2 separate regions of the Homo sapiens genome follow, and region 2 is linked to region 1. A link is an interaction called in ENCODE POLR2A ChIA-PET data of the cell type or tissue named here. Cell type or tissue: PC-3. All regions are shown on one strand. Links, peaks and the distances in the headings refer to the core of each region. The heading gives the core; the rest is flanking DNA. Region 1 has its middle 7.3 kb from the start of MIR3945HG. Region 2 overlaps LRP2BP (LRP2 binding protein).

Region 1 (5,385 bases), core at 52-5,051:
GGGTATGGAGAGGAAATGTAGAAATGAGGCCACTGGGGACTTTTTGCATTGCAAAGCCCTGAAATTCTCGGTTTTGCTATGTTGCAAGAGGAGCCCCAAATTAGCAACGATTTCTTGGAGGAAAGGTGCCCAGCCCTTTCATTTATTAACCTCTGCCTGATATTTTCAGACAGCTTTTCGAATCTCTAGGAGGGTTATGGCCTGGTATAAGCAGAGGAGGGGTCAAGACAATTATCCAAGAGCTATTGCAGGACTATTGTTAAAAGAATAAAAATCCTAGCACCAAAAAAAGAGAAGCTCTGGATCTTTTGAACACCGATGTAAACACCCACTGGGTGGAGTGAGGGGGACTGACAGATCACTAGAGTCCGGATGCCTCTGGAAGCCAGAAAGCCCAAAGCATAGTCGGGAGACAGCAGGATGGCGGACTGAGCAGGCGCCACTCTCTTGCTCCGTAAGTTCCGATCCTCCTGCATCCCTCCCTCATCATCATCGGACCTGGTCCTCTCTGTATTGATGAGGTGTGTGCTCACGGCATAAGCCCAGGAGGAAGAGGAAAATTAACAATCATCTCAGGCCAACATTGATTTCATAATTGCCTCCCTTCTTCCATTTATATTTTCCCCATACATAAAAATACAATGCCCATTGGAAAGATTTGGAAAATATATAAAGGGGCAAAAAAGAAAGAATCTTCTTATAACCCCAGTGTGCGTTACACCCTCCACTAGAGCAAGGGGCTGTTTGTCTTGTTGACCAAGCTCTGTCCCCAGAACCAGAAGAGTAACTGGCACAAGTAGGGGCTCAATAGAATTATCTTTTTTCAATGAATCAATGAATCAATGAATACTCTGAGATTACATCTTAATATCTCATTACACATTGTCCTATATCTCAAAGCATGTGTTTTTAAAAAAATCACTCACACGGTTTTTTTCTACGCATTTTCTATTGTGGTAAAATATACTAACATAAAAGTTACCATTTTAGCCACTTTCAAGTGTAAATTCAGTGGCAGTGTTTCTTCACAATGTGGTTCAACCATTACCACATCCAGTTCCAGAACTTTTTCTGGAAAAAGAAACCGAAACTCTGTACCCACCAGAGAATAATTCTCCATTGGTCCTTCCCCTCAGCCCCTGATAACCTCTATTCTACTTGCTGTCTCTAATAATTCGCCTATTCTAGGTAACTCCTATAAGTGGAATCATAGAGGATTTGTCGTTTTGTGTCTGGCCTATTTCAGTTAGATAATGTTCCCAAGGTTTACTCATGTTGTCACATATAGTGCCATTTAATTCCTTTTAAAGGCTAAAAAATGGCTGGACGTGGTGGCTCATGCCTGTAATCCCAGCACTTTGGGAGTTGACCAGGTGACTCTAAAGTTTATGGGAAAATTAAAAGGACCACAAACATTCTACGCATGTTTGTGCGTGGATCATCTGAGGTGGGTGGATCATCTGAGGTCAGGAGATCGAGACCAGTCTGGCCAACGTGGCGAAACCCCATCTATGCTAATAATACAAAAATTAGCCAGGCATGGTGGCGCATGCCTGTAGTCCCAGCTACTTGGGAGGCTGAGTCAGGGAGAATCTCTTGAACCCAGGAAGCAGAGGTTGCAGTGAGCCAAGATTGCACCACTGCACTCCAACCTGGGCGACAAGAGCGACACTCTATCTCAAAAAAATAAAATAAAAAATAAAGGCTAAAGAATATGCCATTGCATGTATGTCAATGCTACGTGTTGTTTCTCATCCATCTGCTGCTGGTAAGCGTTTGGGCTGTTTCCAGTGTATCCAGTTTGCATCTCCTTCTTTCACTTTATAATTACTAGCATTTCTTCATTTTATTAAATTGCCTTCAGGAAACATTTCCTCTGATTGACTGCCAGTCTCACTATAGGTGGACATGGTAATCTAATCATTTTGGTGTGTGTGTGTGTGTGTGTGTGTGAACATTTAGGTGATTTCATACTTTTGCCACGGCAAATAAGGCTGCAGCACCCTCAGACATAAAACTTTAGCCAAGTGTGTGATCAATATTATTTTCAAAGGATAGATTCCTAGAAGGTGAAACACCGTGATGGAGGATATGAAATTCTAAACATCTCCATGTTTTCTTTCCAATTGGCTTGTCAAATGGCTTTCCAGATAGGTTGTACCTGTGTGCACTCTTCCAGGTGTGCATAAAAAAATCAGTTTATTACACTCTCGCCAGCATGGAGTGTTATCATTTATGATGTCTTTGCTAATTTGATTGATGGAAAGTGGTGTTCTGTTGATTTAATGTGCTTTAGATTGGTTACTTGACCTTCCTCTGGGATAACTCCTTCTGTTTGTGGTCCTTTTAATTTTCCCATAAACTTTACAGTCACCTGGTCAACTGCCACAAAAAATAAACCTGAAACTTCTTTTGTTTTTGTTTCTGTTTCTTTTGAGACGGAGTCTTGCACTGTCGCCCAGGCTGGAGTGCAGTGGCGTGATCTTGGCTCACTGCAACCTCCACCTCCCGGGTTCAAGTGATTCTCTTGCTTCAGCCTCCAGAGTAGCTGGGATTACAGGCGTCCACCAACACGCTCAGCTAATTTTTGTATTTTTAGTAAAGACAGGGTTTCACCATGTTGGCCAGGCTGGTCTCGAACTCCTGACCTCAAGTGATCTGCCGGCCTTGGCCTCCCAAAGTGCTGGGATTACAAGTGTGAGCCGCTGTGCCCAACCTGGAACTTCTTTTGACTCTATAGATTAATTCATGGAGACTGACATATTCTATATTACAATATAGAAGCTACTAACCCATAAACATGATATAACTTTTCACTTATTATGTTTTAAAATTTCTCTTAATAATATTTTTACAGTTTTACTGAAGATGTCTTACATGTCTTTATTTAGGTTTATTTTTACATTGTTGATGATAAGTTTAATGCTATTATAAAAGGTATAATTGATTTTTTATATTTTTGCTTGTTGTTGGGATAAAAATATAGACTTGGTTTTTGCATCTGTATATCCAGCAACCTTGGTAAACTTAAATTTAGTAGTTCATCTGTAGATTCTTTGGGATTTTTTTTCTTCTTCTTCTTCTTTTTTTTTTTCAGACAGGGTCTCCTTCTGTCACCCAGGCTGGAGTACAGTAGCATGATCATGGCTCACTACAACCTCAAGTGATCCTCCTGCCTCAGCCTCTCGAGTAGCTGAACTACAGGCATGCCACCAAGCCTGTTTTTTTGTTTTTTTTTTTCCTAATTTTCTGTAAAGATAGGGGTCTCCCTGTGTTGCCCAGGCTGGTCTTGAACTCCTAAGCTCAAGAGATCCTCCTGCCTCAGCCTCCCAAAGTGCTGGGATTATAGACATGAGCCACCATGCCCAGTGGATTTTCTGTGTACATCACTAAGTTGCCTGTAAATAGGCACAGGTTTGGTCCTTGGGTTCACATTCTTCTGCTTGATTTCTCTGTGTACATCACTAAGTTGCCTGTAAATAGGAACAGGTTTGGTCCTTGTGTTCACATTCTTATGCTTGCTTTCTCTTGCTCATCAGATTGGCCAGGACACTCTTCTCTATTCTCAATTTCAGAGGGAAAGTTTTTAACATTTAATCAAAATGTTTATGTAAGTTTTTTGTTGGTGCATTTTATCAGATTCAAGCAGTTCTATCTATATTTGCTAAAAGATATGATTATGAATGTATATTGAATTTCATCAAATTCCTTTTCAGCATTTATCTAGAAGGCAGTGTTATGTTTTCTCCTTTTCTCTGTCAATGAGATGAATTTTACGTTTTCAAATATTTAACCATTCTTACTCTTGAAATAGGCCACTTTGGTCACAATGTATTCACCTTTTCAGACATTACTGTTGTAGTTTTGCAAGAATGACAACAACAAAAAAAACCCATGGGCCAGGCGTGACAGCTAGTTCCTTGAAAAGATGAGCAAAGTCATAAGTCCCTGGTGGGATGGATCGAGGAAAAGAGAGAAGGTTTATATATATATATATATTTGATTTGTTTTCTATTCCATTTAGTTCTCCTTTTTCATACTTTCTCTCTTTTACTATCTTTGAGTTTAACTTGATATTTTTCTAACTTTTTGAGACAGATGCTGGGATATTACATAATATATACAATACATACATAATTAAAACATATATGTGTAGGTTTTTTTCCACAGCTCCTGTCTCATAACTCCCATAGCTCTTGTTGTAGTCGTGTAATAATGTTGTGGAACTTCAGGCCTCAGAAGCAGGACTCAGAAAACAAAATCTCTCTCTTTCTCTGACCATCTCCTGCCCTCCTTTCACTTGCTAGAAATTGAACCCCCAGGAAGGAAGATGATTAGGTATAAATGAAAAGAATCAGAGTAAAGAAAAAGGCAACCTACAAAAGAAAATATTAGAAATCATGTGTACATGAACTTAACATGTTTGTGTTTTATATAAAGAGCATAAAATGAACAGAAGTGAAACATGGGTATAGTCTCACAATATTTCGTTTATCCTTGATTACACACACACACACACCCCTCTATAACAATGTCCTTACTTTTATACATTTACCTGGGAAGTGTAAGGACATTTGTTATATAAACCCAAACTGTTAAGGTATTAGTGAGAAACTTAGAGGAGAAAAAGGAAATTATATGCACTGCAGTTACTGAGGCAATAAAACAAGAAAATAAGATGCAATTGGTCAATTATTAGGGGACCAAAAGATTGTCCTTCAAAAACTGATCATTCCATAGAAAGATGTGAGAACAGTGAAAACCTAAAATATGCAAATTTGGGTAACTGTATGGTTGCTGTGAGAGGGGGAAAAAGCCAAAATAAGAGTAAGGGAATACCATCAAAACAAAAGTACAGCAGTGTTTTTTTTAACAAAGAAAGAAATCTTAGAAGAAACATTATCATCAACAAAAATAATGGAAGATGAAGTAGTCATAAAACAGAAATTAATGAAAGTAAGGTCCTTAAGCAGAAAACTCCCTTAAATATAAATTCTTGTTGAAAAATCAGTTTTGTATATAAGGTAATCTGTTATTTCCTGACTCAATAATTACATTTGAATATCACATATTTCAACAGTTTTGAGTGCTTTGAGATTTATAATCAGTTCCTTAGGATCACCACTTTATACCATCTTTTTTATTGAATGGATGGAAATATAAAATGTGTATGGGAACAGGATGAGTTTATAGAGACCTAATTCATCCTGAACGATGTTTTTGGAATAAATTCCTGATATAATTTTTATTTTCCTTGTATTGGATTCTTTTTCATTTAAAAAATCCACTTACAAAAGCATTCCAATGAAGTGGTTAATCAATGATTTGAAATAAAAATAAAAATTTAGAGATCAGGTATGTAGCTCACGCCTGTAATCCCAGCAT
Region 2 (5,385 bases), core at 236-5,235, 520 kb after region 1:
TGAAAATTTATACATGTTTTTGTTGCGGATAAACATAGTAGTAGTAGTTACTGGGTCAATGACTATGCATAGTCAGCTTTTGTAGATACTGCCAAATAGTTTCCAAGTGATTGGGCACAAAATCCCTTTTTAAATTAATTGCTGATTTAGATTTCTGGTAGTTTGAGTAATTTATGGGAAGACTGCTTGGTTCATTTGAGTTCTGAATATAAATCACCCATTCAATTAGGCTGACTTTTCAGGAGTCCTAGTAAAAAGTTTTTAGTTGTCCTGACTATGACAAGTATGAGACAGCCTCTAATTCAGGCTGAAGAGTCCTGGCTATTTCCAAAGAGGGACAGGAAACTACAGCTGTTTTGGGGGGCTTCAGTCTGTTCCTCAGAAGAATGTGAGGAAATTATTGTATGGCTCATCCTGCATCTTTATACTTCTGATTTCCTGAATTAACATTTATGTTAATCCATTTGTTACACTTTTTACAAATTGATATATAATTCACATACCATAAAATTCACCCTTTTAAAGTGTACAATTCAGAGGTTTTTAATATAATTACAAAGTTGTGCAATAATTACCGCTATGGAATTCCAAAACCTTTTCATCATCCAGAAGAAACACTGTAGCATCGGCAGCCACTCCCCATTCTCCTCCCTTCAGTTCCTGGCAAACACTAATCTACTTTCTGTCTCTATGGATTTGCCTATTTTGGATATTCTATATAAATGGAATCATAGAATATGTGGCCTTTTATGTCTGGCTTCTTTCACTTAGCATAATGTTTACAACATTCATGTACTTTGTTGCATGTATCAATATTTCATTCCTTTTTATGGATGATTAACATTTCATTATATGGATTTTTAAAAAATCTGTTCATCAGTTGATAAGCACTTGGATTGTTTCCAGCTTTGGCCTATTATGAATAGTGCTGCAACAAACGTCTGCGTACTAGTTTTTGTGAGGATACATGTTTTCAATTCTCTTGGGTATGTACCTAGGAGTGGAATTGCTGGGTCATATGGTAATTCTATGTTTGACATTTTGGGAAATTGCCAATCTGTATTTCAAAGTGGTTGTACCATTTCACATCCCTACCAATAGTGTATAAGGTTCTACATCCTCACCAACACCTGTTGTTGCCTATCTTTATTATCACCATCCTAGTGGATGTGAAGCGCTATCTCATTGTTGTTTTGATTTGCATTTCTCTAATGAAAAATCATGTTGAGCATCTTTTCCTGTGCTTCTTACCCATTTTGCATTTGTATTTGTAAATGTCTATTCAAAGCTTTTGCCCATTTTCCAGTTGGGTTATAATAGTTCTTTATATATCCTACATACTAGTCTCATACCAGTGTATAATTTGCAATTTTTTCCCAATGTGTGGATGTTTTTCTTTAACAGTTTCTTTTGATCCCAAAACCTTTTATTTTTAATGAAGTCCAGTTTTTCTATTTTTTCTTTTCTTGCCTGTGCTTTAGGTGTCACATCTAAAAGAAACCATTGCCTAATCCAAGGTCACAAAAGTTTACCCCTGTGCCTTCTTCTAAGAGTTTTATATTTACTCTTACATTTAGGTCTTTGATCCATTGAGTTCATTCTGTGTATGAGGGAAAGGTCCAAATCAGTTCTTTTGCATGTGGATATCCATTTGCCCAGTACCTGTTTGTTGAAAAGATCATTCTTCCCTCATCATTTGTTATACTTTCACCTCAGTAGTTGTGTTTTGAAGTATGTATATTAAATCTTTTATAGGCAACCTTGCATTTAAACTTTGTGCTCTGAACCATCTAACTGTATTCAGGCTGGGTGTGGTGGTTCATTCCTGTAATCCCAGAACTTTGGGAGATCAAGGTGGGAGGATCACTTGAGGCCACAAGTTCAAGACCAGACAGGGCAACGTAGTGAGGCCCTGTCCTTCCAAAAAAATTAAAAATAAAAAAATTAGCCAGGTGTGGTGGTGCACACCTATAGTCCTAGCTACTCAGGAGGCTGAGGGGGGAAGATCCCTTGAGCCCTGGAGTTTGAGGCTGCAATGAGCTATGACTGTGCCATTGCACTCCAACCTGGGTGACAGAGTGAGACCCCATCTCCAAAAACACACTGCTGCTGCAAAATGTGTCTTAAGTATGTTAGTGTCGTTTGTGGGTTGTGTGCCTGTGCAGAAAACAGTTACCACGGCAGGCCCGAGGCTGCCATCTTTACAAGGGCATACTGGCAAGGCTGGCATTTGGCTGACATCAGGAACTTGGCACTTCCATCCCCTAACTGGTAAGACTGGTTTTGCTGTGTTTAAACTGTTGCATAAACAATGTGATTTGTGGTGACTATCTGCTTTCCTTGTGGAATTCTGTCATTTTGGTAGCTGCTAGGCAGAGGATGCCTACATGACTTGCCCCCAACAAAAACATCCCTCCGGGCTTCCTTTGGGACAAACACTGTGCCCATGTCCCTGCATTCTTCACTACTGGAGACAGGCAGGTGCGCCGTGTTTTTCCTCATGGAAGGGAGAGAACATAAGCCTGGGCGTGGATTTCTTCAGATTCCACCTGTGCCTTTGTTGTTGTTGCTAATCTTGTTGTGTATTCCTTTGCTGTAATAACTGTTGCCCATGAGTACAACTATATGCTGAGTCCTAGTCCTGACACAGTACCTGCTATGCTTAGAGTGTGTGTCCCTCCAAAGTTCACATGTTGAAACTTAACCCCCTAAGGTGATGGTATTAAGAGGTGGAGCCCTGGGGAGTGACGGGAGGGTTCTGCTCTTAAGGATGGGATTTGTGCCCTTAGGAAAGGGTTAGATGCAGAGAGCTCACTCTTTTGCCATTCTGCCTTCTGCCATGTGAGGACACAACAAGGCACTGTCCTGAAAGCTCTCACCAGACACTGAATCTGCCAGTGCCTTGATTTTGGACTTCCCAACCTCCAGAACTATGAGAAATCAATTTCGATTGTTTATAAATTACCCAACTAAGGAATTTTGTTATAGAAGGAGGAACAGACTAAAACACCACCCTAGACTATGTCATATAAATAGGAGCCTAGACATTCCATTTAACTTTCAATGGGCCAAGTGTTTAAAGTTTCTGGGTTTTTAAAATTAATTACATTTGCTGATGCTTCTGACTGGCTCTTTTGACACTTAATAGTTGGCCTAATCCAATGTTGAAATGAAATAATGAATAGCTGTATTTAAAGTTCTTTTAAAATTGAGGTTCAACACTGAAGTTCCTTTCATACTAGATAATGTTCCTAGTGCCCAAGAAAACAGAGATAAATAAGCCTCCCCGGCAAACCCTCAAACCCGTGTTTATTGTTATTTTTCCTTTCATTACTATTGCCTAACAGTAGTTTTTTAAAAACCCCATAGTGTTCATATAGTAATTGGAAACACCATCTACACATATATGATGAAAAATTAGAAGAGAATAACTTACTGAGATCTCAAAAGACAATACTGATTCAGGCAGTAGCTTTCTGTTCTTCCCACTCCGCCCTGCATCCCCCTCCCCGCCCCCCGTCCCCCGCCGCCCCTTTCAGCTAGGTCCGTTTGTGTGTTTAAAACAAAAGTGCTTTTTTCCCACCCCTTCCTTTTGGGTGTGGCAGATTTACACCATCAGGCCCTGAAGAGAGGAAAAGTGTGGGGAAAGACAGGATGTGTTTTATGACCAGATAAGCTGTGGCAAGCACGGGATGAAAGAGTCCAGTAGCTTTTGATTTTATTTTTCTCTGATTTACCATGTATTCTGTGATCAAATAAAACAGGCTAAGAAACACTGATACGTTCAAAATCTTCCCGCCGTTTGTGTGGGCCCACACGTCTATTTGTTCTGTTCCCAATGGGGAAACCTTGTTGGCAGTTACAGCTGCCGGGTCTTCTCTGGAGCCGATACTGTTACAGTTATAAATACACTCCGGGATGATTTACCCCCGGAGGTCAGCTAGTAAAATACATGAGTAGAATTCCTTAAAGTATGTGATAATTGCTCATCACTATCCAAGTGTGACATAAATCATAAAAAGAATTGACAAAATCAGGGTCGCAAAGAGAATTGAAAAAAATCTGTCACAACCAAAATTTAAATTGACCTCTGTCCTAGAGTATGAGAGCCACACTGAACAGAAAAACCAGATAAATCTTTTATAAAATATTCATTTGCAGCCCCATTAACGTTGCTTGTCACCCCACCTCCCCATGTCCTTGGACAAACTGAATGTATAGTAACATCATCCCAGGCCAGGCGCGGTGGCTCATGCCTGTAATCCCAGCACTTTGTGAGGCTAAGGCAGGCAGATCAGGAGGTCAGGAGTTCAGGACCAGCCTGGCCAAAAAGGTGAAACTCCGTCTCTACTAACAATACAAAAATTAGCTGGGTGCGGTAGTAGGCGCCTGTAATCCCAGCTACTCGGGAGGCTGAGGCAGGAGAATTGCTCAAACCCGGAAGGTGGAGGTTGCAGTGAGCTGAGATCGTGCCACTGCACTCCAGCCTGGGTGACAGAGCAAGACTCTGTCTCGGGGAGGGGGGGGGGGAGATAAAGAAATAACATCATCTTATACTGTCAAGCTCAAGGTGTCTGCAGCCTTATCTTCAGGGGAAGTTGTGTCTTTCTCAGGGAAGATACAGATTTCAATTTAGAGCAAGACAGAGAGAAGTTACATTCAGAGAGGAAAATGCAGTAGTCTAACTGAAATGAAAAACAAAACAAAGAGTCGTGGTATCACCATTATTATGCAGTCACATTTGAGAAGTTCTGGACAAAAAATAAAACACAAAACAAGCAAGATATATTTTAAAAAGAAGCATAATTATCTTTCTTGTACATGATGATTGGATCTCTGGGAATCCAAAGGGATCAGCTTAAAGGCTGCCTGATATGATTAGCTCAGGAGAGTGGCAGGGTATGAAATAAATGAACAAAAATGAAAAGCATATCTTTCATAGCCAGTGAGAAAGTACACTGGGCAAGGAATGCTCATTTGTAATAACACAAAAATATAAACTATGTGGGAATAACCTCAGATAAGTGTCTATGACCTATATGCAAAAAACTATTAACATTTTAAATACTAATTTTAAAAATCCAGGCATCAGTCAGAGGCCCAGAAAGTGGTGGGCAGAGAGGACAAGAGAAAAGGCTGGGCTCCAGCCTACCTCAGTGCTCTTAAGGGCATGGGGCAGGTGGATTCCAGCCATTTCTGTGCTTTGGAAAAGCTGCCTGATGGTGTTTTAGTCTTTGCACAAGCTGCATCCTCACTAGTCCTGGCCCAAACTTTTGGCTATAGGAGACAGGTACACCCCAACGTGACCCCTGGACCTTAAGAGACTACACCCTCCAGCAGTGCCTGGGACTCTTGTAAACGGAGGAGTCAGTAGAAATGTAGTTG

The links. Peaks named below come from ENCODE experiments on the same cell type or tissue, not always from the same donor. Only the 100,000 strongest peaks of a DNase experiment are listed, where the experiment ranks them.
Region 2: POLR2A ChIA-PET joins it to region 1 with 9 read pairs; 2 of 35 experiments call an interaction of 5 or more read pairs at or near these places.

What each region holds. Positions count from the first base shown.
Region 1 is chr4:184,860,213-184,865,597 of GRCh38, forward strand. No RefSeq gene overlaps it. Among named protein-coding and RNA genes, the nearest start is that of MIR3945HG, 7.3 kb to the left of the region's middle. In PC-3, for the core only: no CTCF peak of the experiment used is centred there; no DNase peak of the experiment used is centred there.
Region 2 is chr4:185,381,387-185,386,771 of GRCh38, forward strand. All of the region lies in intron 1 of LRP2BP (LRP2 binding protein), which reads right to left. Among named protein-coding and RNA genes, the nearest start is that of LRP2BP, 12 kb to the right of the region's middle. In PC-3, for the core only: no CTCF peak of the experiment used is centred there; a DNase peak (open chromatin) is centred at 2,275; H3K4me3 peaks cover 239 bases.